4 separate regions of the Mus musculus genome follow, and all the other regions are linked to region 3. A link is a loop called in an ENCODE intact Hi-C map of the cell type or tissue named here. Cell type or tissue: heart. All regions are shown on one strand.

Evidence for each region. Hi-C counts contacts between places; a loop is a spot of excess contacts. Peaks named below come from ENCODE experiments on the same cell type or tissue, not always from the same donor. Only the 100,000 strongest peaks of a DNase experiment are listed, where the experiment ranks them.
Region 1: a loop joins it to region 3, with 8 times the contacts of the local background. A loop is called at or near these places in 2 of 42 quality-filtered maps.
Region 2: a loop joins it to region 3, with 4 times the contacts of the local background. A loop is called at or near these places in 14 of 42 quality-filtered maps.
Region 4: it touches region 3 in a loop (2.4-fold over the local background); 2 of 42 quality-filtered maps call a loop at or near these places.

The regions. Positions count from the first base shown.
Region 1 is chr8:11,772,474-11,780,473 of GRCm38, reverse strand. The region is part of intron 2 of Arhgef7 (Rho guanine nucleotide exchange factor (GEF7)); the gene reads right to left. Among named protein-coding and RNA genes, the nearest start is that of Arhgef7, 48 kb to the right of the region's middle. In heart, no CTCF peak of the experiment used is centred here; DNase peaks (open chromatin) are centred at 463, 1,273, 3,033 and 5,873; H3K4me3 peaks cover 1,905 bases; H3K27ac peaks cover 5,912 bases.
Region 2 is chr8:11,554,953-11,562,952 of GRCm38, reverse strand. It overlaps Ing1 (inhibitor of growth family, member 1), which reads right to left and starts at 6,496. Exons shown (of 2, transcript NM_011919.5): 1 at 5,908-6,496; 2 at 1-1,535. The coding sequence starts at 6,043. The coding sequence ends at 832. In heart, a CTCF peak has its summit at 4,965; DNase peaks (open chromatin) are centred at 4,642, 4,912, 7,012, 7,542 and 2 weaker places; H3K4me3 peaks cover 4,882 bases; H3K27ac peaks cover 4,092 bases.
Region 3 is chr8:11,631,227-11,639,226 of GRCm38, reverse strand. Ankrd10 (ankyrin repeat domain 10) reads left to right here and starts at 3,470. Exons shown (of 6, transcript NM_133971.3): 1 at 3,470-3,816; 2 at 6,209-6,361. The coding sequence starts at 3,610. Mir7238 (microRNA 7238) reads left to right here and starts at 3,491; the gene lies at 3,491-3,533. In heart, CTCF peaks have their summits at 4,128, 6,642 and 6,852; DNase peaks (open chromatin) are centred at 2,736, 3,436, 4,066, 6,616 and 1 weaker place; H3K4me3 peaks cover 4,338 bases; H3K27ac peaks cover 3,487 bases.
Region 4 is chr8:11,753,036-11,761,035 of GRCm38, reverse strand. It overlaps Arhgef7 (Rho guanine nucleotide exchange factor (GEF7)), which reads right to left. Exons shown (of 22, transcript NM_001372321.1): 2 at 2,519-2,605. Among named protein-coding and RNA genes, the nearest start is that of Arhgef7, 29 kb to the right of the region's middle. In heart, CTCF peaks have their summits at 1,874 and 4,991 (motif pointing left); DNase peaks (open chromatin) are centred at 2,075 and 2,705; H3K4me3 peaks cover 2,070 bases; H3K27ac peaks cover 2,027 bases.

The DNA.
Region 1 (8,000 bases), 140 kb before region 3:
TGTTATGTGGATGTACCACCAACCTAAATCTAGGAGAGAGAACATACAAAAGATGACCTGGTTAACCACGTCTGGCTTTTGTTTGGAGGCTCGAGAGCGTGTGTGTGTGTGTGTGTGTGTGTGTGTGTGTGTGTGCATGTGCATGCTTGCAGATATGCTAAAACACTGACATTCTGATAACCAAATCCTCCAACACTGTATCCTAGAAAAACCTCACTGGTACAAATTATAGAAAGAAAAGCCTGGATGCCAAAATATATCCCGTATTGTTTCTCTCTTGAAGCAAACTGGAACCATCTTGGTTCTCTGCCTGGGATGAACACCTATGGGCTGGCACTGTACCTCGCCCTCCTCGCCTCCATCTGCAGTCTTTCTCAGTGCCAGGAACTCCCTCCTCCGCCCCCTTCCTGCCTCCCACACCCTACCCCCTTCCCCTTCCTGCTGAGCCTTACTCATCTTCCTTCCTGAAGGAGAGGAGCAGGCCTGAGCCTTCCTGAGCTCCAGAAATCCCCCAAGTACACTGATCACAAGGAAAACTTTGTGGCCAGTGTTGATGTGTGCATTCCACTCTAGAGCGTAAAGCCCAAAGAAGCAGACCAGACCACACATTTCACACTGCCTAGTTAATGCATACCTGACCAGGACTCCGTGGATCTGTGGGGCACTCATCCAGAGAGTCAGATGTAGCTCAAAAAAGAGGCTGAGGGTCAAAACTGTTCTAAAAAGGATGTTGCTGAAAGCTCCCAAGAACCAAACCAAAGCACAAACGGTAATATGTCAGGAAGCCCTCTGAGCCTCCAGGCTGAGCCCTCAGAACCTTTATGACTACAGTCTTGATTCCTGGGCTGTAACACCTGTGCCCAACAGAAAGCCAGTCCAAATGAGAACTCTGTCTAAGCTTACCTCCCTCCCTGTTCAGATTTTTAAGAGTCCCATATGAGTTAAGTTATATCTTTTTAAAGAATAAAATGACTGTCCTGCCTAGGCCTGTTTTCTCATGCAAACGTGAAGCCCCCTGAGTTATAAACTGCTGCAGCGATGGTCTATCCTTCAGCTCTCAGTTCTAACCCTGTGCCTGGAAGACTCAAGCTACGGCATAATCCCCAAGAAACACACACACAAATGTCCACTAACCTTCATTATGGCAAGGCAGCAAGTCACAAACCCCAGAACAACAGGATGTGAAATATGGGAAGCTTCCTGTTATTCCAGGATTATATAGCTCTCCTACCCAGATACCACGGAGGACCTGACTGGCTGCATCTGCCTGCCAATGGGCTTCAGCATGACGTCAGAACTCAGTGAGCCTACCACTACCTTCCTCCTCAGGAAACCCAACAATAAGAAGAGACAAAACAGAAGGCATACTCTAAGCCTAAGAGCATTCAGACAGGACTGCTTTTCCAAGGAGCAGAAAGGACTACTTCACTAAACAGCAATCTAAACAACAAAAAGCAAAAGTCCTTTAGTTCAGAGAGCATTTGTGCCAAAGGAACCAGGAGAGAGGCCCGGGACCTTCCCTGAAACAGCTTTCATAAACCAGCCAGTAACACACAGAAACTGCGCCCAGAGCCATGAGGTGTCCAGGACAGAACACACAGCCTGGATGCACACTGGGCTAACAGCGCAGGCTTGCAGGGAGGCTGGCTTTCACAGTGCATGGAAGGTGTAGGCCACCGTCACCATGTAGACCAGAAGTGCACATCTGCCTGCCCATCTCCTGCCATGACGGTCCATCTATCCAGGTTTAGTAGAAGCCTGTGACCCTGGATCCAAGGCCAAAACTAACCACATTTCCAGATCTTCAAAGACTATAGTCTATCTAGTCTTCTAGACTAGTCAATCTGACCTAGCTGCCACCTCCTGCCATAACTTCTTCCAGACCTCTCAAGTGCTCTGCCTGGGCATACTCCTTATTTTATGGTTAGTAATGGTATCCAAATGCAGTGTCAGGCTTAGCTCGTGTACAAGAGCATGAAACAGGAAAAATGTGGCATCAACTGCCCAGTGTCTACCTGATAAGTTGTCACCATTAAGGTGATCCTGTGGGCTGGCATGAAGGTGCCTGCTCACATGCGGCCCCAGATCTTCTGAGCAAACTGTAACACTGTCTCAATCAAAACAACAGGAGGACACACAGAAGCCTACCTACCTGGCACAGTTGCTAAGAACGGATCCACCCCAGAACTGTCCTATCAGGACACAATTTTCTGACCTCCTCCATCTCTAACCCAGGCTTACTGCAGCTGTAAGACTTTTCCTCACTACAGTTCCCAGATTAGTCTTCATCCTGCAGGCACACAAACACTGGCCTAACTGGGGCTGGGACCCATCACATGGAGTTCCAGGTGTCTTGTGGGGAGGGTCAACAAGCCTCTGACCCGGTTCCTCAAATGAGACCGGACAGGCCCAAGTGGAGCTGCTGTGGAGAATGACAACTAGCTCCAGGCAGCAGAACTGGTCAGAGAAGCCTCTGCTTTAAGCACAGGGGTGGGGGAGTTGTCCACAAGCAGTGTCCATCAGCAAGGTGAGGCCTCCAACTCCAAACAAACAGGACTTCCAGAAACATCAGACCATCTAGAACAAAAGCACTTTTAACACAGTACCTCCTCCTCTCAGGACGCTGTGACGCAAAATAAAGGTGATTTTGAGTAGGTACTGGCACACTCCTCAGCAACAAGGGTCCCTTCCACCCCAAATCTAAAACACAGCACTTATACAGTGTTGGCAGCTAATGCTCCACAGAGACTCAGAAGAAAGAAGGGAGGGAGGGAGGGAGGGAGGGAGGGAGGGAGGGAGGGAGGGAGGGAGGGAGGAAGGAAGGAAACCCTAATGTATGCTAATTTGCTGTGAGGAGCATTCCTTCCCAGAGGACCCCACTGCGTCCTTCAGTAGGTGACAGACTGTGAGGCAGAAGAGGACAAACACCCAGGTGAACTCTTCTACCCTGGCCTGTACTACACTCTCCACAGTGTCACCTCTGGGCAACTGGGCAAGCGCACGTGTCCACAGCCACGCTCTACACACAAGAGTGTGAAGAGCAAAGCCCTGCAGTGTCGTATCTGCCAGCGTTCAGAAGCAGCTTGCTGCAGGAATGTGGGTCACAAGGGAACAGCACTGCAAGGCTGGCGGGAGGAGACCAGGACTCCTTGTGTCCTCACCGCAAAGGTAAAGGAAGCCAGGGCCCAGCCTTGGAAGCCATGTGTGCCATGCATTAGGAGTCATCAGTGGCGTCCACATCAGCAGACATGAGAACGCTCCTTGAGGGAGAACAGTGCCTCAAGACTACCAAGATATAAGCCAACCTAGACAGAGGCAGGAGAGCCCACAGGAACCAACATGTAGACACCGCATAGAATTTAAAATCCAGAAGGCTCAACAGCGCAGACACACAGACAGAGCCTATCCAGACACTCGTGCTGATGTCCTGACCACACAACTGATGCGATACACCCTGAGATACTAAACTAAAAACAAACCAAGCTGGGTGACTCAGACCTAAATGACTAAAAGGCATCCTTATCTGGCTGGCTACACCTAGGAAGTGCCAGGGAAAGGTGTCTCTCCTCCGCCATCTCAATAGGAATGGAGACCCTCTCACAGGACAGACTGACCCAACACCTTGACATCAATCAGTTCCGCCACAAGAGGTTTATGAGGAAGCTATACTCATTCATTCTCTCTCTCTCTCTCTCTCTCTCTCTCACACACACACACACACACACACACACAAGTCTTGGCAGATATTTCTGGAGTGTTGCTTGCAAGGTTTAAAATTATACTTTTGTCCTACCATATTGTCAGGCAGAATCTGTGATTTCAGAACAAGACTGACTGACAATGAATGGTAAGTAAGTGGTGCTATTTAAGTATAATGCAAATGGTCCACACTGATCAGACAGTGAGATCCAGCCCTGGCTCCTCATCTTCCAGGCTCCTGCAGATTTTGAGCTTACGTCCACCTACTGCTCCTCAGGGATAAAGACAGAGCTTCATAACAATTACAACGCTCTCACCTAAGATGACCCTGAACAAGCTACTGTCCTTTAAGATAAGAATTGAATCTTATTCCGTTGTGGATCCTCTTCCTCAACATGCAAACACTATGGCAGGGAACATACTCTTAAGGACAAAGTCAATTATCTTTGGTAATTTCCAGGAGGGCAGTCAGAACACAGTCACACTGCTGGCCAGGCACCCTTCCCAGGCCTAGGAGAGACCATCATAAAGCACAGCTAGGCAGTGACAGCATCCAGTCACGACAGAGTGGAGATAAGCTTGCTGAGGGTAAATGTCACAGCAGTGCATGCAAAGGCTAGATCTTACAGTTCAAACCATCTTACACGTGGGGAAATGAGCTCTGACTCAGGCCATCTGAACTCTGCCCTCGACAGTACACTGCCAGCCAAGGAGGGGAGTGCGATGCTGCAGATACCAGGAGGCGGTGCAGTCACACAGGTCACACAGGCCCCTTACAGCCGCTATCCGTCCCTTATCTCTACTTGGCAAAGCACTGCCTGCCCATCACTAGACCTGAACCCAACCACAGCAGGACCTGAACAGAGTTGTGACAAATGCTTAGGCTAAACCTAAGGGAAGTGACAACGTCTACAGCTCTAAAAGGCAGTGAGAACACTGCAATGACAATGGCCAGGCTTGGACAAGTGTTTCAAGACCCACTGCAAACACTGCTCCCCTTCCTCCTACAGCACGCTAAAGTGAGAAGTGGAAGATTTTAAATGGGGGAGGGGCTGTGAGCAGTAGGCATCAGATTTTAGAGGACTACTGGGGGAAGCAGATGGGTTCTGAAAATCCTAACAGTTAGGAACAGTCCCATGAAGCCACGCAACTGCACCCACAGGCCATTTTGCAGAAGGTGAACAGCACCTAAGCCCTCTTTATACTGGGTCCTAAGGGCACATCAGCTTCAGATGTCCCTGAGTCCATGGGGCGGACACTGAGAGGAAGAGGGGTCAGTAATCCAGAGCTCAGCAGCACTGGTTCAGGAAGAACTAGAGAGCGTCAGACACTCGAGGCCCTGCTCCTAGACAGCCCTCTAGACGCTCCACCAGCTCTTCCTGCCACCCACATGATGGCACAGGCATGCAGGCTACTATCACAGGGCTGAGCCACAGGCTCAGTGCTGGAGTGTGTGTCTGTCGGACCAGGGCTGGATCACCAGTACCATATAAAAGCCAAGGTCTGGCCAAGGCACACGTGTGAGAAGCAACTGACAACGCGGAGAAGATGCACTTGAGCACAGCTACAAAGCACTGTCAGCATGAGGGTCAGAAGGCGGGAGGATCTGAGAGCAGCCCACCTGCACTCTATTTATGCTTTAGATGACACAGGCGCCAAAGCAGCCATGATCCAAGAAACTCCAAAGGCCCAGATGAGAACAACTCCCAAATAAAGCCTGCTCCCCCAATGTACCAGGAAAGGGTGGGAGGTGAGGTGGGAACCCTGCCTCAGCGAACACTCAAGTGGCAGGCAATGCAGCCCTACCCTACAGTAAAGTGAACCAGGGAGCTGGGACAGCCACAACAGGCTGCAGCAAGCGCTCCAGGCGCAGCTAGAGTGGCAATGTCCTTACCCCTACATCAGGAAATACAGGTTTCGGCCTGGCATAGTGCCACACAACTGTAACTCCAGCTACACAGAAAGCTGACACAGTGGGGAGGAAGGGTCACAAGTTCAGAGCCAGCTCAGGCTCTATTGTAGAATGAAACAGTATCTCAAAAAGTCAATAAAATGACAATAATCAAGGCTGAGGAAGCAGATCCCTGGAGGACACTTGCCTGCCAACATCTGAAGAGGCCCCGAGTCGGGGGAACAACCCACAGAGCACAAGACTGTCCAGTACTGCCACAAAACCATACAGAGCAGAGGGACTGTGCAGAGGGGCAGCTCAAACACTCTACGCTCTTTGTCTGCTGAGAGCTAAGGAGGCTGTGGTAAGAAAGGGAGTTTGCAGGTAGAGATCGCAGGCTTCCTGACGACTGGACACAGCAGCCATAAGTAACAGCAGATATCACTTTAGCCAGACTCCATACAAACTCCAAGGGAAGCCTGTGAGCAGGAAACACCAGGGCAGCCAGAAAGGCTTGATATGAGCTTCAGGGTGACGCCACTGAAACAGTCAACAGAACACCAAGTGCTGATTTCAGCAGTCACGAAAGTCCGAGAGCGCTTCCGTGCAGCACTCTCTAAGTCTTGCTATCCAGTTCCACGTGGTTTCCAGGCCCATCCGCGCATATTTGGTCTCACCACACTCACCAGCATGACCCTGAGAACAGGGTCTGAGGACCACAGACCCCCAGCAAGCAGCCTTCCTCCTGTGACCCTCACTCCACTTCTCATAGAGCAGATGCTAGTGCTGAACACCTTCCCTTAAAAAGGAACCGCCTTCAAAAATGTCTAGGGACCAGGGGAACGGCTCACTAAGAAGGGAGAGTAGTTGTATGTGGTGGCTTGGATGATTCTCGAGGCTGACAAAGAAATTCTAATGGATACCAGCTTTTGTTTGTCTCCAACCCCAAAGCCAGGAACCTGTTCTCTGCCCCTCAGACTGTAGGGATCTTTATTATTTCAGAGATAACTTAGGGGAGGCGGGCAGAGGGGCAGGGGCACGGCAAGGTTTATACAACAAAAGCTGGGGTACATAGGAGATCCTCATCCTTGAGGGGGTAACCAGATCTTGAGGGCACAAAATTTAGCATTTAAATACAAGCAGCATCAGACCAATCTCCTAAACTCAGCACCCCTAAGACACAGAGGGGCAGACACTAAGTGTCCTCTTCATCAAATGCTATGGGAAATTAGAACACCTGCATGCAGAATCCTTGCCAAAACTGTTTAACTAGAATCAAACTATGGTCAGGTTCCTATCTCACACACACAACTGTAATCCGAGCACCTGCAGGGAGGGAGATGGATAGGGCAGAAGCATCTCACCCTGGAGGCCAACAAGTGCTATACAGCAAGACTGTTAAAGGAACTAAAAGAAAATGGCAGAGAGACAAGCAGCAGCTATGCTGAGAAGTCTCCCTCCTCCTGGCTGGCTTGCACAAAGATGTTCTCCCGTCTGCGACGGAGAAGTGTCAGAAGTCTTACCCAGGTGTAGACCCTGCTAGCTACAATACCAACCTGCCTGTACACACACGGTAATGACCAACTGTTTTCTGCCAGGGTTTTAGGCCTTTTCCACAGGGAAGAAATGTGCCTGGTGTGTAAACCTGGTCAAAAGCTTATCGCTGGGATGGTCATAGCTAAAGGGGAGTTGGGGAAGACAAATGAACTACTCTGTTGTCTTGCTTTACGGACATGATATCAAACTGCCTTCTAAATATGTGTGTACCCAAAGGACAGCGCTCCTCAGCCTTGTTTTAGAGCCTCTGTTTACAGTGAGTGACCACTCACAGGCTCATAACTGGTCATCGTGAATGCTCAGCCCTGAACAGAAGCTCTGCATTCCTCCCAAGGCCCAGGACACTACAGAAGGAGGAGTGCTGTGAAGCACATCGCCTGACATGACATGGCTGTCTACATCCAGGAACTCACAGTAAGCAGCTATGTGTACAAGACTGGGACCATTGACACTCCATAATGGGGGGGTGGGGTTGCATACAGGCCCAGCCCTCCTGGAGGAGTTGTGGGCAGTAATGGCTGCCAGGGGAGGGCAGGTTACAGTACAAGTCACCCCTGCTCATGTGATACTTTGGTCAATGTAAGTCACCCCTGCCCACCTAACTCCCCACTTACACTTATGCAGGCATCCCTAGTTAAACACAGTGGGTCACAGGGCAAAGACATGAAGAAGGCTAGGGACTTGCTGGAAAGACAAGATTCAGTGGGAGGGAAAGGGGAAGAGGGGGTAAACGGGAGGACACAGTCAGAATACACTACATTTATATGTAAATTTGCAAAGAATAAAAATTAGCAATTCTAAGTCATAAGTGATAGAGGTGAGGAACAGATCCTAGTCAGAAGTCTCTGGAGAG
Region 2 (8,000 bases), 76 kb after region 3:
TTTAAGACAAAAATTTAAAATTATTTGTATGTTAAAATTAAATGCTAAAGAAACAAACTGGCCAAGTTTCATTTATTTCTTGACGCAACATCTATACAGCTCACACACGCAGCAGGATGCACACCTTGGCTTCATAACAGCACCAGGCTGCACTTCCGGTTATGATACAGCAGGGGCAAGATGTACATTTATACACTTCATATAAGTTAAAGGTGGCTACACCATGACCTAGGGTAGCAAAGGCAAGACTCGGACCCACTGCCTGGACCACTTGTGTCTGACCTATTAAAAATGTACCCAGTCATTAAAAATGGCCAGTTAGGGAATAGGCCATGTATAAAATATGTCATGTAAAATTTACCCATTTACCTCTTTAAAAAATAATAATATTTAGACTTTAGACCACCAACTTGTCGTGTGGATATACATTATGGTAGCAAGAAGCACGCTTGTTGTACTTCAGCAACCTGGCTAATTTTTTTTTTTTTTTGTAAACCGTAACATTTTTGTCAAAACAGCCAAATGAAATCTCTTCTTTATACAGCTGTTAGCTTACTTCCAAGTCACTCCCCAACCCCCAAAATCAGTCTGACACTCGCTGACATGGTTAATTCGAACCTGTATTTGTAGTTTCTAAATTGCGGCTCTGCAGACCCAGTCTGGGAACAAGGTACACCATGAAGACGCAGGCTGTCTCCGCCATCCGAGGAGAGGAGGCACGGCTAACATTCTCTAAAATACTCATCTGACTGCCCTCGGACTTCCACGAAGGCAGCGATACCATAAACACACTGGTGGCTGTGTCACTGACCACGGGTGAGTGTCCACTCACTACCTGTTGTAAGCCCTCTCTTTCTTGGACTTCTCCAGGGCTTTGTCCATGGTCTTCTCGCTCTCCCCACGGCACTTGGGGCAGTACCACTTGCCCTTTGGTTTATGGTTGAGCCCCACGCAGGAGAAGTGGAACCACTCGATGGGGCATTCGTCGTTGTCACAGCCGATCATCTCCCCGTAGGAGACCTGGTTGCACAGACAGTACGTGGGCTCGTTGGGGTCGATGGGAAGGTCGGCAGGAGACGCTTCCCTCTCTGCTTTGGCCTTGGAGCGTTTCTTCTTCTTTGAGGTTTTTGCTTTCTTCTCCTTGGGCGTTCCTGAGGTGATGTCATCATGGTCGTGATTATTCGACGCGTTCTCTCGATTCTCATTGTTTCGCTGCCTCCTGGACCGCTTGTTATTCGGCTTATCTGCCTGTGTGATGGCCTCACTCTTCGACTTGTCCTGGCCCGCCTTGCCGCTGCCACCAGTGCCGTCACTGATGTCCTGGTGTGCTTCGAAGAGCTCCACGTGACTGTCCACCTGTCTGCTGCGGTTCTCCACCAGCTCCACCATCTGACTCACGATCTGGATCTTCTCATCGCCTAGCTCCTGGCTGCGGATCAGGGCCCTCTGGATGCAGTGCAGTACCCGGCGCTTCTGGGTGCCGTCTGTCTCCCGTTTGAACTTCTCATAGTAGTCGTCCAGCTCCTTCAGGATCTCTGCAGACAGAAGCGAGAGGCATTACAACCCACTGGGACCCTGCAGAGATGCCACCCCAACCACAAGGCCTCTTCTATACTCCCAGCACAGGGGCAGAAACAGCTTAGCCAAGTGTGCCTGACTGGTGTATGCCATGGGTCCCACTTCGAGAGGTTGAGATGTTGAACCTTAGGTAAAGTGCTTCAGCCCGAACCTTTCCTTCACCCACCACTGCCACAATTGCCACAATTTCTGTTCAACTATCTCTGCACTAACTTACAAGTTTTTATTCTGTATTTCTTTGTGTTCGAATATTGCTGACCACCTAATCTGAGACAGTCTTACTGACTCTGGAGCACAAATGAGCTCCGGGGATCCCTGTCTCCCCAGGTGGGATCAACGATATCTCATCGTCTAGAATACTCTACAGAAAAGCATGTAGATTAGACCATGATGCCACACAGACAGAAGCCCTCTGCTTCTGGTCCCCTATGACTACTCTAGCTTGATAGTCTGTGTCGCTGAAAACAAGAATGCTTGGTCACAATAAACAAGGCAACCCAGCTTTAAAACCAAAGTGATAGATTTCACTTTACAACGCATAATACTGTAATCTACTGTTCACATTTTTTAAAAAACTGTCTCTCTGTGTAGCCCTGGTTGTCCTGGAACCTACAGAGGCCTGCCTGCCTCTATCTCCCAAGTACTCAAGAATACCATTTTGAAAACTAAATCCTTCTTAGAAAACTAAAAATACGTCTGCATGCTTAGAAGTAGAAAACAGAATTCAGCCTAGTGTAGTTCCTAATTCTAGGACTCATGTGCCCAGAAGGAGCCCAAGTGTGAGAACAGCCTGAAGGTGGCATGTTGTGAGGACAGTCGGGGTCACAGGTGTGAGGACAGCTTGGGTTACATGTGTCATGTTTCAGAAACAGAGTTCTTCCTTTGTACACAGCGTCTCTTGGAGGCTTGGGTGCTTTCTCGACTCGGCTCTGCAGTAGTCCACTGCCAGGGCCTGAGAAGGCACTTGTGTCTGAGGGGTGATGCGCATTAACAGTGCTTCACGGGAACAGCCCAGCCTGTGGAATTAACACTAGCGAAGCCTTAGGGGAGCCAAGCCCATCTCTGTATGCTTCTAAGTATGACGAACCTCTGTGTGTCAAGTAGGCAGAGACCCTTTGTACTGACGCCAAATCAGTCTAAGACCCATGACAAGAAACTAGAGAAATGGGTAAATGCTGACAGAGGGAAACCCTAGAGAGTGGGTGCTGCAGGATGTAGTCCAAAGGACTATGGCAAAGGATCTCCAGCCAGAGATGTCAAAGAACACTTCAAATGTCAGAAACTAACAAAAACATTGGTCGTTTTAAAAACAAAAGTGAACAGAAGAAAAAAAAATTCTGCCCTAAGTGGATTACCTCAAAGCCAAATTGATTAACCACCCACACCTCCAAGAAATTCTGTGTGCGCTAAGGAAAAACTATTTTGTTTTTGAAATATGGGACATACCAGAAAACTCCAAGAGTATTTTTCTCAAACAGTAAATGGTATCAGATTTTCCTTGAGACCTTTTTGCCATCTATTAAAGGAATTACTAGAGATGCTTGTGTGGACGGGCTGGCAGTCAGAGAGGATACCTAGAAATTCACCGCCTCCCTACTCTGTGCTTCTCTGACAGGAAACGGCAATTCAGGCAGGGTCAAACCTCTTTAGAGTTCCAGGCTGGCCAGAGCTACTTATCAAGACCCTGTTTCAACACACACACACACACACACACACACACACACACACACACACCCCAACAAAACCCTAGAAGACAACACAAGGGCTGACACTGAAGTCTCTCAACAGGTAAGGCTACATACAGGTTCTGCAGGCATTATTCATGGAAGAACAACAGACCCCACACAGGAGGCATGTACAGTCCTAGTATCTAAAAGGAAGTTTCTAGGTAAGTCGACTGACTTAACTTACCAAAGACAACCTAAGATACACATTTTGGAGCATGATGGCACATACCTTTAATACTAGAAGGAAGGGCAAGTGGATCTTTAAGAGTTCCAGGTCAATGAGAAAAAATAACAAAACCAATAGCAAATTGTTTTTTGAGCTCCATCCTGGGTTAAATGGCATACAATCAGAGCCGGTCCTGTCTCCAACCGGGATCTCTGGCTCCTGCCATCACACCCAGCAATGTTTCAAAGATTATACTGGTATTTTGTAAAAGAGTAATTCTTCCCGTTGCTAATTTAAATGAAAATGACTGCTTCTTCCTGCCTTAATCCAGGTGAAGCTTGTGGAGAAAAATGCCATCAAAAACTTACCAGAAGCTATTGTGGAGCTCACACAATAACACAGATTTTTAGTTACCCTACGTAAAATATTTGATAAAAACAAAAATGTTGGTAAAAGCAACAAACAAGGACAGCACTACTTCCACACAGGGAGGCACCTGTCAGCTCAGCCTCAGCCTGCTGCTGGGCCACCATTCAGTACCAACAAGGATAAAGGTAGTGACTAAATGGGCCTGCAGTTCCATCTAATCTGTCCAATTACTTTAAGCCACTTTAACTTTATATAAGGTTGCGCTTAAGAAAGAGGCATTGCTTCCTGGGGGTATTTTCTATAATATTTGAAAAGTAATTCAAGCAACAAACTCCATTTACAACAACCAAAACATAGACCCTCCTTTCGAACTCTTCTACATCTGAAGCACTAAGGCGGCCGTCAAAAACTCGGTCTGCCAACAGTAGTTCTGAGCAAGGACTTGAATATTCTAGAGCCATTCGGACACACGAGCCCGCAGGAGGACAGCACGGGACACACAGACCCGCAGTCCCGACAGAGGCACTCCCGCTCATTCAAGCCTACCGGAAACGCGACAAGCGATCAGAGGCTCCCGCGGGGAGCCAGAGCAGAGAAGGTAAGCGCAGCATCCTCCCGGAGGCCACCGCCGCCATAGCCTCGCAGCCGGAAAGTGGCCGCGATCCACTCCAGCCTACGAGACTCAGGAAGCGCGCCCCGCCCTGCCCCGCCCCGCCCGAAGCCTATGTGAGTCGACGACGCTGAGGGCGGAGACCAGGAGGTACACCAATCAGCGCGCAGAGCCAGCGACGGTGGCCCGCCCCAGCAGCGACAGGAGCCAACCCAAGGCCAGAGGACGGGCGACCCGAAGACATTCAAATCAACTCACCTCCTCTCTCCGCCCGGCCCTCTACCAGAGGAAAAAAAAAAAAAAAAAAGCAGACAGCGGAAACACAGACTGGAGCGAGTCCCGAGCAAAGCCCGCCCCCATACTGCCCGCCCCCCAATGACTCTGTAGCACAATGATAAGGACATTCCACGGGGGATGTTGCGACCAATCAAAGGGCCGCAGAGGCGGAACGTTCCGCAATATGCTAATGATTCTCCTATAAACCGAGCTGCGAAGCTGCATCTCGGATAGAGCGCGCAGGGGCGCTTTCCCCAGCAAGTCTCTGTATGCAGTGCTGGGCAGTGGCCCTCCACCACCCCCAACTCTTCCGTTTCCCTGCTGCGCAGTTCTGTAAACAAGAGTAAACTCCGAGCGGCCATCCACGTTCAAAACAGAGCCCCCTGACCTCACAGCAAAGTTTCCCCAACAGCCAACAGTTCCCGGCGGGCACGCAGGCTCCGCCTCTTCGCCACTCTGGGCAGCCCGGGTCTTCGGGTGGGCTGCAGGTCCCTCACCTGCCCCGCTCCTCTCCAGCCAGAGCCCAGCTCGCGTCCACCGATCGCAGCGCAGTCGTACACCTAGTCGGCTGCGATCCTCCCTTTCACCCTCTTCCTCCCCAAGACACACCGCGCCGGCGCCCCTCGCAGTCGGCCCGGAGCCCTGTCCAGAGCCAAGAGAGGGCCCAGGAGAGCAGGGCCTGGGCGATCGCGCGACCCCGAGTCAGGACTGCCCAGTACTTTATGTAACACTTAGAACCAGAACCTGGCGGGAGGCGGCGACTCTCCGGACCCGCACTCAGCTCCGCCGGAGTACGGCCCGCAGCCCTCTCTCTAGCCCGGTGCCCGCGCCCTACGGCCGCGGCGCCCGCATAGCACTCCACCTCGCGCGGCCGCCTTCACCCCCTCCCCGAGGACGCGGCCGAGCCCCGCGCCCCCTCCCCCGCAGCACCGCCTCATCACTTCACTACAAAGAGCGCTTTGGTCGCGCAGCCTTGCAGCCAGCCGTTCGCGCTCCTTCCTTCTCCATGTCCCGGAGCTCGGTACACAAGGACCTCGGCGTATCAAAGGCGCTCCAGACCTTTTGTTCCTAGCCCTCCGAGGACGCTACCGGGCGCTCCGGCTCCAGCAGGACCGGTCAGCCTCGCCGCCGGGACCCAGGGATGGACGCGGCCGCCCCCGCCCATCCATCACCCGCCGTACCTTGGTATTTGGCGTCGATCTCCCGCATCAGCGAGACGTTCCTCTGCAGGTCGAAAGGCAGTGACTCGATTGAGTCCAGGTAATCCTCCACATAGTTCACCAGGTGGATCTGCTCCCCGTTGGCAGGACTCAACATGGTTCACCCCGGAGGTCCCCGGCGATTCGGCGGCTTTCCGCTTCCTCCACCCCCCGCCCCCCTCAAACAGCACTGCAAAATGCAAAGCTCTCTCGCCCTTCCGCGCCCCCCCGCCGCTCCGGCCGGGCTGGCCGGCGGCTACATCTGGCGCCTGCCGCGCCGCCTCCGGGGCCGCGGGGACCCCGGCGCCTGCAGGCGCGGGCCGCGGCGGCCGAAGCTCAAGCGCACACCCCGCCGGCCGTGCAGGCCCCCTCCCGGGCGGCGGGCGGCGCGGGGGGCCGTGCGTACTAGCGCGCACACACCCAAAGAGGGCCGGCCACCGCCGCCCACCCGCCACCAGCGTGGAGAGCGGAGAGAGCGGGGCCGGCTGCGGGAAGGGCGCGCTCCGCCGCCCGCCTCGCCGCACTTGTCCAACGTGGAAAACCCAAATACCAGTTTCAAACACTTGGGAAACATTCAGCCCCGCGCGCAGCGCGCATGCGCCCCGCCACCCCTCCTCCCGGAGGCGGCCCCGCCCCCACCGCATTCACGCCCCTCACCGTCCCGGGCCGGGGGGCGGCGGGCCGCGAGGCCGGCCCGCGCGGGGGCGTGGCCTGTCATTGTCGCTGGGGGCCAGGGTCGCCGAGGGGACAGCGGCGGGGTCGCCTGGGCAGGGGAGACCGGCGACGCGAAACTTTACTAGGAGTTTGACACTCGGTGGCGGACCTACTGGGCGGAGCCGCACGCCGGCCGGGAACCGCGGGGTGCTAGCCTGCTCCTCGAGACACGCCGGGGCCGGACGAGCCTCCAGATCGCTGCCTTCAAACCGACTAACCTGAGAAGAGCCACCCTCCGCTGGGTTAACTGCATTCCCCCGCCTCCTAGCGCGGTATAAATAGGGCCCCCGAACAGAAATGGCAACGGCGTCAGCCAATCCCCTTGCGACTCTTACCTCTGCGGCCAATCTGGACGAGAAGGAGGTGTGGTGGGATCGGCAACGCCCCCCGCACGCCTAGTACTAGAGAGCTGTCCTCTTCCAGGAGGGACGAGCGGGCGGAGCCGAGCGAGGCGGAAGTGGACGCGCAGGCGCAGCTCCCTGGCGATGGATGCGGACCCGCGCGGGAGGGCAGCTATCGACACGCAAAGGGACCACCACTCCCAGCATCCTCGGCGCCTCCACGCGCCTGCGCCTTCCGCCCCCATCGTCCCTTTGTGTCGCCTCCCGGTGCTGGGTTTAGAATGGCCTGGAGACAAAGGGGCCCCCGAGGGGTGCTCTTTTCAGCGCGGAGATCTACGGTGGGCGGGCTGGCGGGAGCAGCTCTTCTCTGATCCTAACTAGCTCTTCCCCTCCCTGCCGCATCTGAGGCTGCCCATGTCCTCGTCACACTGAGTTGGCAGCGGGCACCGCAGTGTGCTTCCCGCAGGGGAGCACAACCTTCAGCTTCCCATCCCGCCCTTCCCCCACAGCTGCCGGATTTAGGGCTTTCTGAAAAGCCCGGGCAGAGCGAGGGGTTGCCTAGGCGACGGGCCCCGGCGGTCCCGCCCTCTTCCTGCCTAGGCACCGCCCTGGGGCGGAGCCTGGCCTGTGGTCGCCACATTCGCGCCTTTGTATGGCTGGGACTGTGGTGCGGCTGTCCTATTCGCCCCTCTGAGTCCCAGGTCCTCAATCTTGCTCGGCCGCCTGGGCGAGAGCGGTGGACCCGCTGCTGTGGCCTCAGGTGCGCAGGGCTGGTGATGGCGCTCTGCCTCGCCTGCGGTGTCTGCTGCGCCGGGTCAGCTCGCAGCCTTCAGCCATCTGGAGTTTGCCGTGTTTCAGCCTCAGGCATTCATCCTCCGGCAGAACAAGACTCACCGCTTCAGAACTAGAGGGTGTAATTGGAAAGGATTTGGAACAGGTTCAGGAAACACTGTGATGCCCTACCCCCTTCGGCAGGTGTGAAAGTACTCCATGCAACCCCGTGACATCTACGACATTTCC
Region 3 (8,000 bases):
TGAGAGTTTCTGCTCCAAAACAGACATGCGCAGCAGGAAGACCAAAGTCTACCTCCATTCTCAAAGGCATCTGACAGCTTTCTAGTCAGCAAGGGTCTGTGAAGGCTGGGCTGGGTATGTGGTTCAGTTGGTAGACTATTTGCTTAAAATACAAGAATTCTAGAGTTCTGGCTGGGCAGTGGTGGTGCACACCTTTAATCCCAGTGCTTGGGAGGCAGAGGCAGGAGGATTTCTGAGTTCGAGGCCAGCCTGGTCTACAGAGTGAGTTCCAGGACAACCAGGGCTACACAGAGAAACCCTGTCTCAAAAAAACCAAAAAAAGAAAGAAAGACTTGTAGAGTCTTGTTGGGGATTAGCCTAGAGACTGGAGCTAGGCTCCGGTTTTGTGGAGGGGCAACTTGGGAACTAATGCTAGGTACCTGACTGTTAGTTTACCTGAGTTCAGTTTAGGTCAGGCTCTCTAAAATCGAGTCTGAACTTAAAAGATTAGGCATCTCAGCTCCTTTCATGACACTATCTTTGGTTGGAAAAACACAATTCCTGTTTTAAGGGCAGGGTACTTCTTTGTATTTTCTTTTACAATAACTGAACAAAATGTGGCATGGTGGCACATACCCTCAATCCCAGCAGACGGAAAGCCGAGGTGGATGCTGAGTTCCAGGCCAGCCCAGGCTACACAGACCCTCAAGAAAACAAAACAAAAATAGTAGTAACTAAGCAAAATGTGGGTTACCCGCCAACTGGAGTGCTGACACTTGATACAGCCAATCCACAAGTCCCACCGCAGACACTGGGGACCCATTCATGAGGACACACATCAGTGTATGCATGGCTATAGAAATATGCATATTATGTAAGTAATTGTACAAACTAAAAAGTGGTCTTGAAGAAAGATCCATTCTAAGAATCCAAACATTACATTTTATTTTACTAGACCTTGATACTGTGTGCAAAATAAAATTCACGGTGAAAATGCAAAGCATGGGCCAGTGAGATGGCTCAGCAGGTACAGGAGCTTGCTGCCAAGGCTGATGAGCTGAAGACAACCTCACAAATCCAAGTAGTAGGAGAAAAAGGTTCCCAAAACTATCCTCAGACATCCACATGAGCCACGCTGCACATGAGAACATGTTTAAGGCGAACATGGGTTGGTCACATGATCCAGATCTGATTCTACACCCAAGGGAGTTCCCTTAAGTATAAATCTCAGGCTCACAGTCCCCAGAAGACAGGGGAAAGTGCCTCTCCCTTGTTGGAAAAGCTGACCAGGTACACCTGTTATCTTGCAAAATGAGACTCCTCTTTCCAGAGCTTAAGGGGATGCGCTCACATACAGGCCAATGGCATGTCAAACAAAACCAACTTCTCAGTGAAAGAAGCTTGAAACACAAGAGCCCACCATTCAGTGCAAGCACCCAAGTAATACCAAAACTATTACGCTGTGCTCTTGCCTCACCGATTATGAACTAGAGACAGACAGATGACGTCTCATATTTCCCACGCATTAGTCACTGCTCAGTGAATTAAACATCACACTTGTCTATGTAGACTGGAACATTTCTCAATATCACCTTCACAGGGAGTGTTTGTTATTTGAACGGATGGCTGTGTAGTGTGTTCACCCGGTTAACAATTCCCCTTTATCAATTGTCTGGTTTCTGATTACTTGTTTTATGCTACTTAATGTTGCAATGTAAGGTATGTAGCCTGGTGGCATATTTATAATCCCAGCAGCTGGGAGGATGAGGCAGGAGGATGATGAGTCCCAGGCCCCAGTTTCTGCAATACAGTAATTTTAATCTCTACTATGTAGCCTCCTCAAGGATAAACATACACAAGGAACAAATATATAGCAAAAGGGAAAAAGTAAAACTTCATTAAGTAAAAAGTAGAAGCTGGCCGGTGGTGGCGGCTCACGCCTTTAATCCCAGCACTTGGGAGGCAGAGGCAGGCGGATTTCTGAGTTCGAGACCAGCCTGGTCTACAACGTGAGTTCCAGGACAGCCAGGGCTATACAGAGAAACCCTGTCTCGAAAAAAACCAAAAAAAAAAAAAAAAAAAAGTAAAACTTCCATGAATAGTGTCTACTCCTTAATGGCTCAGTATGATTTTCAAATTTTATAGCCAGGAGGTGGTGGTGCTCGCCTTTAATCCCAGCAGAAGCAGGAGGATTTCTGAGTTCAAGGCCAGCCTGGTCTACAGAGTGAGTAGACCAGGCTGGGCTACACAGTGAAACCCTGTCTCGAAAAACCAAAATTAGAACAAAAAGAAAAAGAAAAAAGAAAAATTTCAAATTTTTTACAACCATAGCATTGTACCATTGGAAAGAGAATTTAGTAGTCAATTTTTCTAAAATTTCTTTCACCATGTGCCCAGCCTGCTCACGTGACTCATGCTTTACAGTTACAGACGCCAGGGCCTCTCGATTCTCTCTGGCATCCATTCCAATTAAGGCATACCGAAGTTAACTGGCTGCACCCTTGTTTTCGGGTTTTTAATGAGGAGCTGTGCTCCGCAGGCGCCCAATAAACACTAATTGGAGGAACTCAGGCAACCGCGGAAGCAGGCCAGGGCCGGCTGCCAGAGTCCTGAGTCCCCACTCGCGAGTGTGCCTGGCAGAGCAGCAGCTCTATTTAGAAGTAGCGCCTCAGGCATCGTCCTCAGCAGGAACCTGCGGCCGAGCTCCAACCGCTCCAGGTCACACCCACCAGCGCCAGGTCACGCCCAGCCGCCCCAGGAATCGACCAGAGCGCCGCTCCGCTCCAAATCCCAGACTCTCCTCCTTTAGTTAAGGCGTGGCTTTCAGCTGCCAATCACAGAGAGGCCGGCCTGGGCTTTGGCCTTGCCCCAGGCAAGGTTTACAGCCAGGGTCGTAGGCCTCCGGCTTCAGGCGAGGTCTCAGGCGCGGCCTCCTCAGGCTTCAGTCGCAGCCAAGTCTCCCCCCTCCTTTTTTTGTTTTGTTTTGTTTGTTTGTTTGTTTGTTTTTCGTGACAGGGTTTCTCTGTATAGCCCTGGCTGTCCTGGAACTGACTCTGTAGACCAGGCTGGCCTTGAACTCAGAAATCCACCTGCCTTTGACGCCCAAGTGCTGGGATTAAAGGCGTGCGCCACCACTGCCCGGCAAGTCTCGTCCCTCTAACCACACTAACGTGCAGGCCCACCCTCAACCCCTACACCTTCAGCGTTGGCATCAGTAGCGGCCTCCTCAAGCGGTGATCGCCTCCCAGCCCCTAACTTCACCACCAGACGCCTAAGGCGGCGTTCCTGCGCAGACCCTGAGAAGGCCCCGCCCTGCAGCCAAGGCCACGCCCTATCCCAGGCGCCAGCCTCAGCACCACCTGCGGGAGGCCCCACCCTATCCAGGCGCGGGCCTCGCCCCACCACGGGCGTCAGCAGCGGTCGGAGGCAGCGGACTGTTAGGCCCCACCCTCTCAAGGCGCAGGCTCCGCCCCGTGGCTCAGGTCCCGCCCTCAGTGCTCGCTGCGCTCGGATGCGGATGGGACGCGGCAGCAGCTCGCCTGTCCTTTGTGTTCGAGTGGCGGCAGCTTCGCAGGCCTTCACCGGCACATTCCTCTGGCCGATCAGTCGCGTGCTTCCTAGCGACCCATCATGTCAGCGGGAGCGGGCGCGGCCGTGGAGGCAGGCTTCTCCAGCGAGGAGCTGCTGTCGCTCCGCTTCCCGCTGCACCGCGCCTGCCGGGACGGGGACCTGGTCGCGCTCTGTTCGCTGCTGCCACACACGCCGCGCGCTCACCTGGCCGCTGAGGACTCCTTCTACGGCTGGACGCCCGTGCACTGGGCTGCGCACTTCGGCAAGGTGGGCGCGGGCACTTTAAGGCGCCATTTTCCGCGTGGTGTGCTGTTAGGGTCAGAGCGCACCCCACGGTGTCTGGAGAGCGCGGTCGGCAGCGGCAGCGCAACCCCTGAGAGTTCCAGGGCGCATGTGCGGTACCGCGCGGTCTGCGACCCAGGACGGTGGGGGGTGGGGGGCGCGGAAGCTGCTCAGACGCCGCGGGCGCCTCGAGGGCTTCAAGGCGCATGTGCGGCGGGCGGCGCGCGACCCAGGACCTCCGGGGGCGCGGGGAGTGTTGGGAGGCGGGGCGGAAATGGGGTCCGTCTCGCCGGCTCCCCCGAAGGATCCAGGGCGCATGTGCACACTTGTGGCTCTTCCGAGCGGGGCGGGCAGACTGCAGTTGAGGCCGTTTGCGCGGAGGCCGCCGGGCTTCGGGAATCGTGGCGAGGAGGAAACTGGGGGCCTCGCGCTTCTGTCTAATGGAAACCGGGTGCAGGGCCCCCTGAAGGCACGGAGGGATGGGCGCTGCCCTCGTAGCCGGGGGTGTCAAGTCTGCACCTGCTATGGCCGACGGCGGGGTCGCGGCCATGCCTATCGGCCCCCTCTCCACCGGGACCGTCCTGTGTAAGCTGCGCTAATTGGCCCCGTTCTCCTGGTGTTGAAAGGTGGCATGCAGTTGGGTGCAGGTAGTCGCTGGGAATCCACCTTCTCGTGGTCGCCTTAGTTAACCTGCACACAGAAGTGCTTCTGCGCCATAAAGCGGCAAAATTCACGCTGTACTGTTTACCAGAATTTGATCTAAAGCTAAAGGAGCATTTTCACGTCTACGGAGAACGAGTTGTAGACTTGACTTTGGAGACCAGTATTGTAGCGGAGGCGAGGACGTTGTAGTTCTGAGCTTTCCTATCTGAAACCTGGATGGTCTTAAGATACGGAACCATCTTGTTAACCCGTTCCAACTATTACGGAAAGCTCTTAGAGGCGAAAAGGCTGAGCCTTTCACCCCAGCCGGGCCATGTGTTACTGCTCTCCCTCCTGTAGGTTTCCAGCGTGTTTCCCTAGGTTGTACCTACCAGTGATGCTCAGGTTACCCAGTAATTTATGGGGCTTATTTATTCCCGGAAAACTGGCCATTGTGAAGGCTAACTATCTTGCTTTTACCAGATGCCCCATTTAAAAGGACCCTCCACAATTCCAAAGCCAGTTTCCTAGGTTGAACACGGCATAGCTAACAGGTTCAAATCCTGGCTCCACGTTAAAGGTTAACTAACTGCTTTTCTCTTGACACCTGTTCATCTTACTGCCACTTTGTACTTGTATGTTTCCCTTGGGAAATCTCACCAGCGATTACTTTTTGGTTTGGTTTGGTTTGGTTTGGTTTTCCGAGACAGGGTTTCTCTGTATAGCCATGGCTGTCCTGGAACTAACTTTGTAGACCAGGCTGGCCTGGAACTCAGAAATCCGCCGGTCTCTGCCTCCTGAGTGCTGGGATTAAAGGCGTGCGCCACCACCGCCTGGCCAGCCATCACTTTCTAACACTGTCCTAATGTCTGTTTGCTGTGGACTGTGCAAGTTTTGCAGCCTGCCGATCAATAAAAACTCAGAGAATCTGTGTTTATTGAAGTGACCAGTCCTTTGTAAGGACAAGCTTACCTTGCTTGGGGAGACAGATAGGAGGTTCGGGGTGCTGTTTGTTCTCAGGAATTGCTTGCAACCAAGCACAGCTTCTTCACTGCCTGTGGTCAGTTGAAGAGAAACAGACAGTCCAAAATTGGAGAACAAGTAAGTACCGAAGAAATTCCTGGCCAGTGTAGGCACATGTTGAATGTGGTGGACTCATAGCCAGCTGCCAGCGCAGTGGGACCTGGCTGGATCTTGTCTGCGCTTGCCAGTCTTTGAGTTAGTCACCTACTGGGTGAGCTCAGCCGTGGTGTGACTCTTTTATTATAGTTAGTTATTTATCTCGCATACTTGGTTTCTGTTCAGTTTTAAAGGCCGAGAGAGAGAGAGAGAGAGAGAGAGAGAGAGAGAGAGAGAGAGAGAGAGAGAGAGAGATACAGACTGGGCTTTGGGGCAGTTCAGTGTGTCGGGGTTGTGCACGGTGTGGGAAAGTCTGACTATAAAGAGTTTACTGCACTTTTTACAGTACAGTACAATTTGTACAATTTTTACAGCCCGATGTTTACTTACCATGAGTGTGAACGCCTTTATAGGAGGTTTGTGTGTGTGTTTTAAGAACACTCCACTCAGCATAAATGCTTTTAAAGTTTTGCTTAGTGATTGGAGAAAATTAACTTACTGTCAGAAGAAAATAATGCTAGCAAAAATGCCACTGGTGACTGTTAGAGAATTTAGGTTGTGTCCTATTAATTGCTATACTGACATGTACTGTTTCTCCTCCCACCTTTGTTTGAAGTTGGAGTGCTTAATGCAGTTGGTAAGAGCAGGAGCCTCACTGAATGTCTCGACCACCCGCTATGCCCAGACCCCAGCCCACATCGCTGCTTTTGGAGGACATCCTCAGTGTCTGGTCTGGCTGATTCAAGCTGGGGCCAACATTAACAAACCGGTAAGAAGGCCTGATTGACACTGCCTTTGTTTGTTTTTCCAGTTCCAGTTATTCACATGATACTGCTTTAAATTGGGCCCTTAATTAGAGTTGAATGTCTTCACCTGAGGTGAGCTGGAATCTGTCCCTTCAGTTACTTGTGACTAATAGGCCCTTTCCTCTGGAGGCGTGCACTCAGTTTATAGAGTGCTTTTGCGTGTCCTGTGGCTCCCTCAGATCTGATTTGATGATTTGCCCAAGGTCACAGCTGATAATAGAAGGCTGTTGGCCCACAGCCCAGATTTCTTGGCTCCAGCTCACTACTGCCTTAACTTCATAGACACTGCAGAAACATATCCAGATGTGCAAAAGGGTGGGTTTGCCCTTCACATACAAATTGGGTGTAGTGACTAGGTGTAGAAATGTCATTTTAAGTGTCATTTCCTTAGTGGAACACAGAATGACTTGAGGAATTTTTGTATAAGTATACAGTTAGAGGTTATGTGAACTAGATTTTTTTTTAAAGATTTATTTATTTTTATTATATATAACTACACTGTAGCTATCTTCAGACACTCCAGAAGAGGGTGTCAGATCTCATTACGGATGGTTGTGAGCCACCATGTGGTTGCTGGGATTTGAACTTCAGACCTTCGGAAGAGCAGTCAGGTGCTCTTACCCACTGAGCCATCTCACCAGCCCCTAGATTTTCTTTTAATATAATTTTAGACTCTCTTACCTAAGTGTATTCCAAATCTATGTTTATGTTATTAGCCTATCATAGAGAAACATCCAGTAGATGGTCTGAAAGGGAGCAGATGGAATTTGCTGCCCAGCCGCTGGCAGCACTGGTGGCTGATGTTTGTCTATGTGTGACTACGTGTACATGCCTGCTGAAACCAGAGGCATTAGTTTCTCCTGGAGGTGGTGGTTGTAAGCGCTCTGAACTGATAGGGGTGCTGGAAGGGAAGCTTGTACCCTCAGACAGATGAGCTGCCCTTCCAGCCCCTTAAGTAATTTCTAATTGCCATCCGCATCTTGTATGCAAAGAACCTTCCTTTCCTCCCTCCTGCATGGCTATAGCAGCAGTAGTCCCTTTCCTGAAGATAACTTAGCTACTCACATAAAATGGCAAGTGTTTGTTTGGCCATGGTTAAAAGCCTGGATGAAGGGGACCCACCTGTATCAGGCAGTTTCCTTCTCCTTGAGACTGACAGAGAGGCCCATTTTCTGTCACTGAGACTTGAGTAGGGACAGCTTTAGATCCTTACATGCTTGCTTTCCTTCTCTGACATGAATCTCTCTTTTGCACCGTCACCTTGCAGGGCAGGGGCTTGTCTGTCCGCCTGCTAACATCCACACTGTTGCCCCCTGGTCTCAGCAGGTGTGGGCTCGAGCTGGGTCCTCTGCTCACCTGGCAGTCCGGCTCTGGACGGCTTACTTAGCAGGCTGTGCTTCCAGCTCTACCAAAGAGACATATATGGGTAGTCATTCTGGGAAGGAAAATAACTCATTTGCTGTTAATATGGAATTTAGGTACATATTAACTTTAAGTAGTTAACAAAATGTAGTTTAGAAAGGTATAAAGAAATTGGTACTGTTTTAAGGCTTTTTCAAAGCTAGATGTTCCTTTGAGTTAGCATTTATGGTAGTTTCGTTG
Region 4 (8,000 bases), 120 kb before region 3:
CTGTGCACCTCGCTTGGCTTTTTCTCTGGACCTCACACTTACGCAGCAAGCACTTTACTGAATAAACCATCTCCCTGGCGCCTACTCCAAATATTTTAAGGACAGCAGTTGGTGGAAAAATAAGCTGTAAAAAGAAAATAAAGAGGCCAGCAAGATGGCTCAGCAGGTAAAGGCCACTGCCATTAGGGCTAAAAAACTTCATCCCTGGAACTCACCAGGTCAAGGAGACACCATCAGTTTCTCTGACCTCTGAGCTAGTGCTGTGGCACACTGGCGCACACACATGAACGGGCAATAGAAGCTTAAAAATGACTGATACGGCCGGGTGTGGTGGCACGTGCCTTTAATCCCAGCACTTGGGAGGCAGAAGCAGGTGAATTTCTGAGTTCGAGGCCAGCCTGGTCTACAGAGTGAGTTCCAGGACAGCCAGACCTACACAGAGAAACCCTGTCTCCAAAAACCAAAAAAAAAAAAAAAAAAAGACCAATACTGTGATGGTACATTTTTTTCTTTAAAGAAATCATTAGGAGCTAAAGTAGAGTAAGCTACTAGACAGTCTTTCTTACTAACACAATTCAGTCTGAAACAATGCCCTGGGAAAAGCCCCTTGGTATTAAATACTAAAAACAAAAGCTACGTTGGAATTTAGGTTGTTTTGTTTCCCATTTAATATTAAAATGTTCTCAGTCTCCCATCTTTTGAGAATTGGTTGGATATTAAATGTGTCAGTCCTAGTATTGCTCAAAGGTCCAAGGCTCTGCCCTCGGGGCTTCTGGCTGCAGAAGATTAGGTCTTTCCCTGAATAGGCCTCTCCCCTCACACAGTTACAGACTAAGATGAGTTAAAGCCATTCCTTTCTATAGGAAATTCCTAAAACGTGATGGCTAAACAAACTGGAGATTTAAGTATGGTATACCTTGAGAAAAATATTATATTTTCCTCTACCATATTTTTAAGTAACTGGAAGAGATATTTACTCTTTAAAATCAACACACACAAAAAAAGACACAAATGGTCTTTTTTTTCCCTCCAAGAGGAAACCTATTTGCTATCACAAGTGCAACTTCAGACTCATCCTCTCAGTAACCAATCCTTAGCCAGGATTTGCTTGTGTTCAGGGCTGCTCTAAGTGCCTGGGACAGGCCCATGTTGGGCTCTGACAGCATCTCTGGACAAACTCAGAGCCATAAACATCACTGCTATATGAAACAGCAACAGCCTCTGCAACTTTTACAAAGCTGGAAAGAAGGGGCGACTTTCACGTTTCTTTAAAGCAATTTCTTATTATAACAGTTTACACTGGTTATGTTAATGTGTAGGGTGAGTCTGAAAAAATACTGTAACATAAACAAAACCCAGGCATATGAGGATAGAACCCTACGACAAAGGTCAGACAAAGTAAATCTCCAGTCTCTAAAACGGCAAGGCTGGTGCCACCAAGAGAAGCCAAATACCTGATTTTTAAAGAGCTGTGAGGCTTTCTGAAATCGCCCAACCACAATCCAATTATCTGCAGCAATTTCCTCAAAGACATCAAATAAATTAACAAAAAGGACGGTAACACTTGAATCACTATAAACCACTGTCTGTCCAATTTCAATTAAATACACTTTCCAAACGTGACTGGATGACTTCTACACTTCATCTCAAGAAACACGCAGTCAAAGACTGTCCTACCAGGTAAGGAAAACCGCACTGGGTCACCACAGGACTGGAGTGTGTGTGATTTTACCAACCCTTCACGGGGTGAAATTGCAAACCTCAGAAGCGACAGCAAAGCTTATCTACCTGAAAGTCCCCAAAAAGCAAAGCCACTTTTCTACATCTACAACAATGCCCCACGAATAACAAAAGCAAGGAAACAGCGACATCCCTGGGGAACTGACACAGAAGGACCACAAAGGGTGTTCATCAAGCACCATGGAAAAGACAATCCCGCGGAGGTGTCCCCAGAAGCAGGTTTTACAAACCCCAGACTCAGGCTCGGGAGTTTTCTAACGTAAGCAATTATGGATGGAGGATCCAGCCACGCCGCCGAATTTCGGGCCTGCAGAAGCAGCATATGAGGATGTGAGACCAAGAGGGGTTTGGCCCTCTACACTGCAGCTAGGACCTTGCCTGACCACCTGCTGAGGGCTGGGTCAGACCTGGATGTGATGCTAGGGATTCCCAAAGGGCGGTTTTCAGGATTGGACAGATGTCCCCCGAGCAACAGGGACTACCAACGTGCCACCTGCACAGGAGCTTGAGAACCAGTGGTTCGCGTGGAACCAGAACAAGGCGTGGGGTCCACGCGCCAGCCGAGGGGACGTCGAGAGGCTTCTTCCCGGTACAGGTAGCCCCGCTCCACGGAGCCGGCGGTGAGGAGCGGTCGCTCGGGACAGCGTCAGCTCACGCGACCCCGATCCGACCCCCGACCACCCTCCATCCCGGCCCTACCTCCCCGGAGCCCGACCCGACCTCCCCCGCCCCCGCCCGCCCGGCCTGCCCAGCCCGGCCCGGCCCCGCGCTCACCCACCTCTAGGCGCAGGGACGCCCCGCAGGCGCGCAGGAACTCGCGGATGTTGCTCAGGCACTCGCTCTCGTTCCGCGGCTCCGGGTAGACCTGCAACACACAGCGGCGCTGAGCGGGCTGGACGCTTCATCCGCTCCCCTTCCTAGGGGCTGCACCAATCTCCGCCCCTGCCCGCACCCGGAAGCGCGCCCGGGACCGGAAGTGACGGCGTCAAACCGCGCCCCCGCTGCCCCTTCCCGCGGCTGCTGCGTCTTGGGCTGCGGCAGTCTACTCCCCAGCCCCGCTTCACCCCGGTCTGCGCTCTCCTCCTTCCCCTCCCGGCTCCCCTCACCACGCGCTCCGTCTCCTTCGGGCCCTGCTCCGGTATCGTGCGCACCCGCCTCCTCCATAGCCGGCGTCCCTCCAAAGGCACTCCACTTCCTGGCCTTGCTCAGGCCCTGCCTCCTACAGACCTCCGCTCCAGCCCCACGCCCACCCCTCCAGGCCCTGCTCGGGGCTCCCATCCCCGCCTCCTGACCGGCATTCTGCTGGCAGCACCTCACGAATGCACAGAACTCTGCCTCTGCAGCACGAACAGCCCCAAAGAGATTCGAGAGAACTTCCCTTCTTTCTCACCTAGGTTCCTGCAAAGTGCACTTACAATAGCTTAATGAACAGCATAAATTCTGCGGGTCGTCATGAAAAATGCCCTGATTCCTATTCCCAAACACAGCCCATGTGCTTTGTGATTGATTAACCAGAGTCGCCGGCCACTGTGGCTAAGGCTTCAGAGAAGGCTCCTGTTGCTAGCCTTCACCATGAGCAGCGAGGGAAGGTCTGACCTACCACCCAATGCAGTCCGTGAGGCATCCTGCTACACTTGCCACATGTTACGATATGCACCCGACCGTACCAGACACTAAGAGAAACAGGAGCAGAATCTGAGGCTGGGACAATGTAAGGAAGACCCTGATACATCAGGAAAGATTTTTATTTCATTCTTAAGCTTCTTTGGGGCATGAGTTATAGTGCTGTTGACTGTGAGTGAACAGTACAATATATCCACAAGAAAAAAGATTTATCTAGACCAGGCTGCTCCGGAAAATTGCTAGGGCAACACTGAATGCCCCATAAAGCTGTGGAGAAGATGGAAAAGCAGCAAAATGTAGATTTATGAGATGACCAGTTTAAAAAAAAAAAGGATTAGACAGCATTTCGAGTCTGAAACATGCAGTTTCCTCAGCTGGTCATTAAAAGACTGATACATCATGAACGTATCAACTTACAGTTCAGAGTGGCTGTACGGATAAAGAGTTTAGGAAAGACTTTGTTCTCTATAGCTAGGGCTGTGCTAAAGAACAGGTTTCCAGTGCTGCTGAGACAGCGTGTTTTCCATGAATGTCGGAAAACAAAACTGCCTTATGAAAACAGCTTCTCAGACTCCTGAGCAAAGGCTTCCGAGACCGTGCAACCTTGCTATTGTGTGCCAATACCAAGGGCAAATTTTAAATATAAGCTGCCCCTAATGGGATTAAAAAAAAAAAACAAACCCCAGGTCCACTTAGGACCAAAAACTTCAACTGCATGCCAGTCACAGGAGATGACAATACATGTATGGATGGCATCCAGAATGCTCTGGGATTGATCCACAACTGCTTCATCCCAGTCCATAAACACTTCCAGGACAAAACCTTACTTTCTGGGTGTTATTAATTTAATGTACCTGTTCCACTCTCATTCAACCCCCTTAGGGCACAGTACAAGCTTTTAAGGCACACTGCCTAGACAAACTGTTTAGTAAAGCTTTTAACACTCAAAGGCCAGCAAGGAAACTACCATGTGAGACTATTGGAAACCCATCCCATGTGCAATGTCAGCTATGTTGGCACAACCTCAGGCGGCAGCAAGCTGGCTATCAGCAGTAACTATCAGAAAGGGTTTGGCCAAGTTGCCTTAACGACTCTGAAAGTATGACAGAAAATATAAGTAATAACATCAAAACCATAATGACTACTGCACAGCAAATGAGTGGAGAGTGGAAACAAGAAGGAAAACTAGAGGAAATTTGGCCTGGAAGGGCAGTAGAAACCACTGACCAAGTCCTAGAAATGATCGAACATGGCACTGGAATAAATACTGTCAGCAAGACAACACAAAGTATCCCCACAGCAGCTAAAATAACAATCCAAGTCTGCCTTGGGGGGAAAAAATCCTAAGACAGGAAGACTGGGAGCTCATACTTGAATGCAGCCTTGCTTCCACTGCGTTTGTCCCTTGAGTCAAAGACTGGAGGTGACAAGCCAAACAGACGAGACTAAGCAATGCTTCAAGCTTTAAGCCACTTTAAGTCTATTTAAAAAAAAAAAAAAAAAAAAAAAAAAAAAGCCAGTCTTCTAAGGGACAGCCATCTTTACCCACATCTTCCCCTTCTACCGAACTAATTCCAGTCTCCCCAAGGTCAGAGTTCAAAGTACATTCAACTTGCAGCTAGCGCCCCCTACGGGGCAATTTTAACATTTTCATGAAGCCAACCATGTGACCTTTGCAGAGTACTTTTCTTAAGACTTTTTTTTGCATTCCTACTATATACAGCGCCCAGTATGTGTGTGTGGGCTGCAATTACTGTCTGATTATGAACATTCTGTATATGTGCATATGTGATAAACCACTACAGCCATGGTAGATTACACAGTACTGTACTTGAGATGATGGCTTATTGTAAGTAAATACATAACATTTATAGCATACATTCTCCAAAAATGCCCATAAAATAAGGTCATGTATTCACTCGTTGGCAGAATTTTGTGACCAGCCATGTGCACACATGCTCACATCTACAAGTACATGCAAAATAAAAATATGACCAGGGTCTTTTGGTTTCCTAGCCCTGTATTTCCCCCAAGGACAATGTTGCAGTTCAGCATTCGAGATAACTTCAGAGAAGGTAAACACTACAAATAATTAGACTCATCTCTTCATCTCTACATTTGATTATGAAACCACAGGCTAATTGTTATTTTCTTTTCTTGTATGATGAGTATATAAAATAATGGAAGCAGCATACATTGATTTTGATAATTGTTAACTATAAAAAGCAAAACACCTTGAGGATTTACATATTAGTGAGAAATGTGGTTTTTAAATTACACATACCTGTGTGGGGCATGCGTGCCATGGTGTGTGTGGAGTCCAAAGGAAAAGTGTAGCAGTCAGTTCTCTTCTCTCACCCATGTGGGTCCCAGGAATCAAACTCAGGTCTCAGACTTGGTGGCAGACCCAGATTGGTTTTCATCTGTGGATTTTACCACTTTGCTAGAATGAAGTGTTGTCCACCACCAACTCTTCCTGACTGTTCTCTCCATGTGTGTGCTGAGTGGCCATCCATAAAGACGAGCATGTGGGAATGGGAGCTTTGTAATGGGACTTATTCTTTGACACCTAATGAGTGACAAAAGCCAAACTCCAGATGTGGCCTATTACCCATTCAGAGATTTTAAATGTTAATAGCTTCACTAGAGCCTCCTATAATGTCTATGAAAGCAAGGAATTAGAAAACCCAGAGTCACAGAGTCCCTGCTATTGGGGTCACTGAACCCAAAGTCACAGAGTCCCTGCCACTGGGGTCACTGAACCCAGAGTCACAGAGTCTCTGCCATTAGGGTCACTGAAGTCTTAACACCCTGGGTGTTTCATTTCATTTTTGTTTTCTTTTTTATAAAGCATGTTTGTGATTGTCCTTTAAGTGACAAGAAAAGAATTTCATCTTTTTGCAGTACATCTGAGGAAGACAAGAAATGGGTGACAGTCTGCCTTTTTGTGTGACGTAGGAGAGGAATGTTATGAAGAGGAGCAGGGACAGCCAAACTGGCTATGTGTCCTTATGACTACAGGCTCCTTTTTGTGGACACACTAGTTGAGGCTCTTTCCATGGGTTACCTTAAGACGTCCTGGCCCACATAACTCTCTGAAGTCTGGTACATGGGTACATGTAACTAGAACTCCAATGAACATCGCTGTTTGGAAAACTAAGGGGTCAACATTACGAGTGAAGAGCTCTAGCGCTATAACAAACATGTCACTAGGGGAGTCACTTGACCCCTCTAGGTCTATTTCCTTATCTCCAGTTTAAGGCCAGTAGCCTAACTGAGTTGTTGGATCAAGTGGATAATAAGTTAATCCAGCAATATTTACTGGGCCTCAAGTTCACAGCAGATCACACCATTTAGAATAGAAGTTCAGTTCCAGCTACTTGAGAGAGGGGTAGGTCTATCACTTGAGCTGATAAATTTAAGTCCAGGCAACACAGCAATACACCATCTCAGGGCAGAGGGGAAACACCTGTGGTTTCAGAAGTCCATAGTGTTTTCTAAAATGTACATAGTCAAGGGCACCGGAGACTGTAGTGAAAAACAACATGTCTAGGATTATTACAAGACAAAACAACATGGGAGAGTCCTTCATGCCTCTCTAAAGACAGTTTGCACATAGTCAATGAACAAATGAAAAACTAACATCATCAACCATCAGGGTCCACTCATATACATTCCCACTCACTCACGGGCGCACACACACATGAGAACACATTAAAAGTCCAGCCAACACTGCACGCCTAGCAGAGGGAGAAGAAGGAGAATGTTCACAATGTCAGGGTCGGCGAGGCTGAAACGCAACCTTGAGCCTGACTTGGGAGAGTGGACCAGAAAAACAGGCAGTTTCTTCCACAGTTAAACTTGTTTCTACCCTAGGCCCCAGCTGTTGTTTGCCCAGGAGAAATCATAGCCACCAAAATCCCGGTGTAAGAATGTTCACAGCTGCTTGCTGATTAGCGAGGCCACCGAGCAGAGGGCTCTGCATGTACTCTAGAAAGGCAACAGTGGCCTGACACTTGCTCTGCCCAGGTCATGTCGCAGGAATGGTGCGAAAGGTTCTCTACAATATTAACTTGCAAGCTTTCACCAGGAGATAATCAGGACTAGAAATCTTCTAAAGACCTTTCTGGTTTCCCTAGAGATACCCTTTATGCTTGATAATTGATCAAAATGTGCCTGATATGAAAATTAGTCACCAAGTAATGCTGAAAGCAGAGTCCAGGACCCTCACAGCTGTCCAGTTTCTCCTCCACTCTTCACCAGCTGCTCCTGGCTGGGGCAGTGAGTCCCTCCCCAACAGTCTCAACAAAGTGCCAGTGAAGGCAGCTGTCTTGGACAGACAGCTGGACAGCGTTTAGGGAGTCTGTGGGCCAGCTGTATGAGAAGGCAGGCCATGTGGGTCAGCAGGGCTGAGAGCATGGAGGGCATTTGCCGCCTGAGCAACCAAGTCCAAAGGAGAGAGCTGCTCATGCTGTGGCAGCATGAACCCATTGCCCAGAGTCCCTGTCCTCTGGGTTCTCACTGCACAAAGCTACCATGGTTCCCGGAAACGCCACCTGATTGTGATGTCCAGCCAGGCTTGGACATAAGAACTGTCAGAGGCTAAGGTCAAGATCCCAGGATGAGTGAGTGAGTGA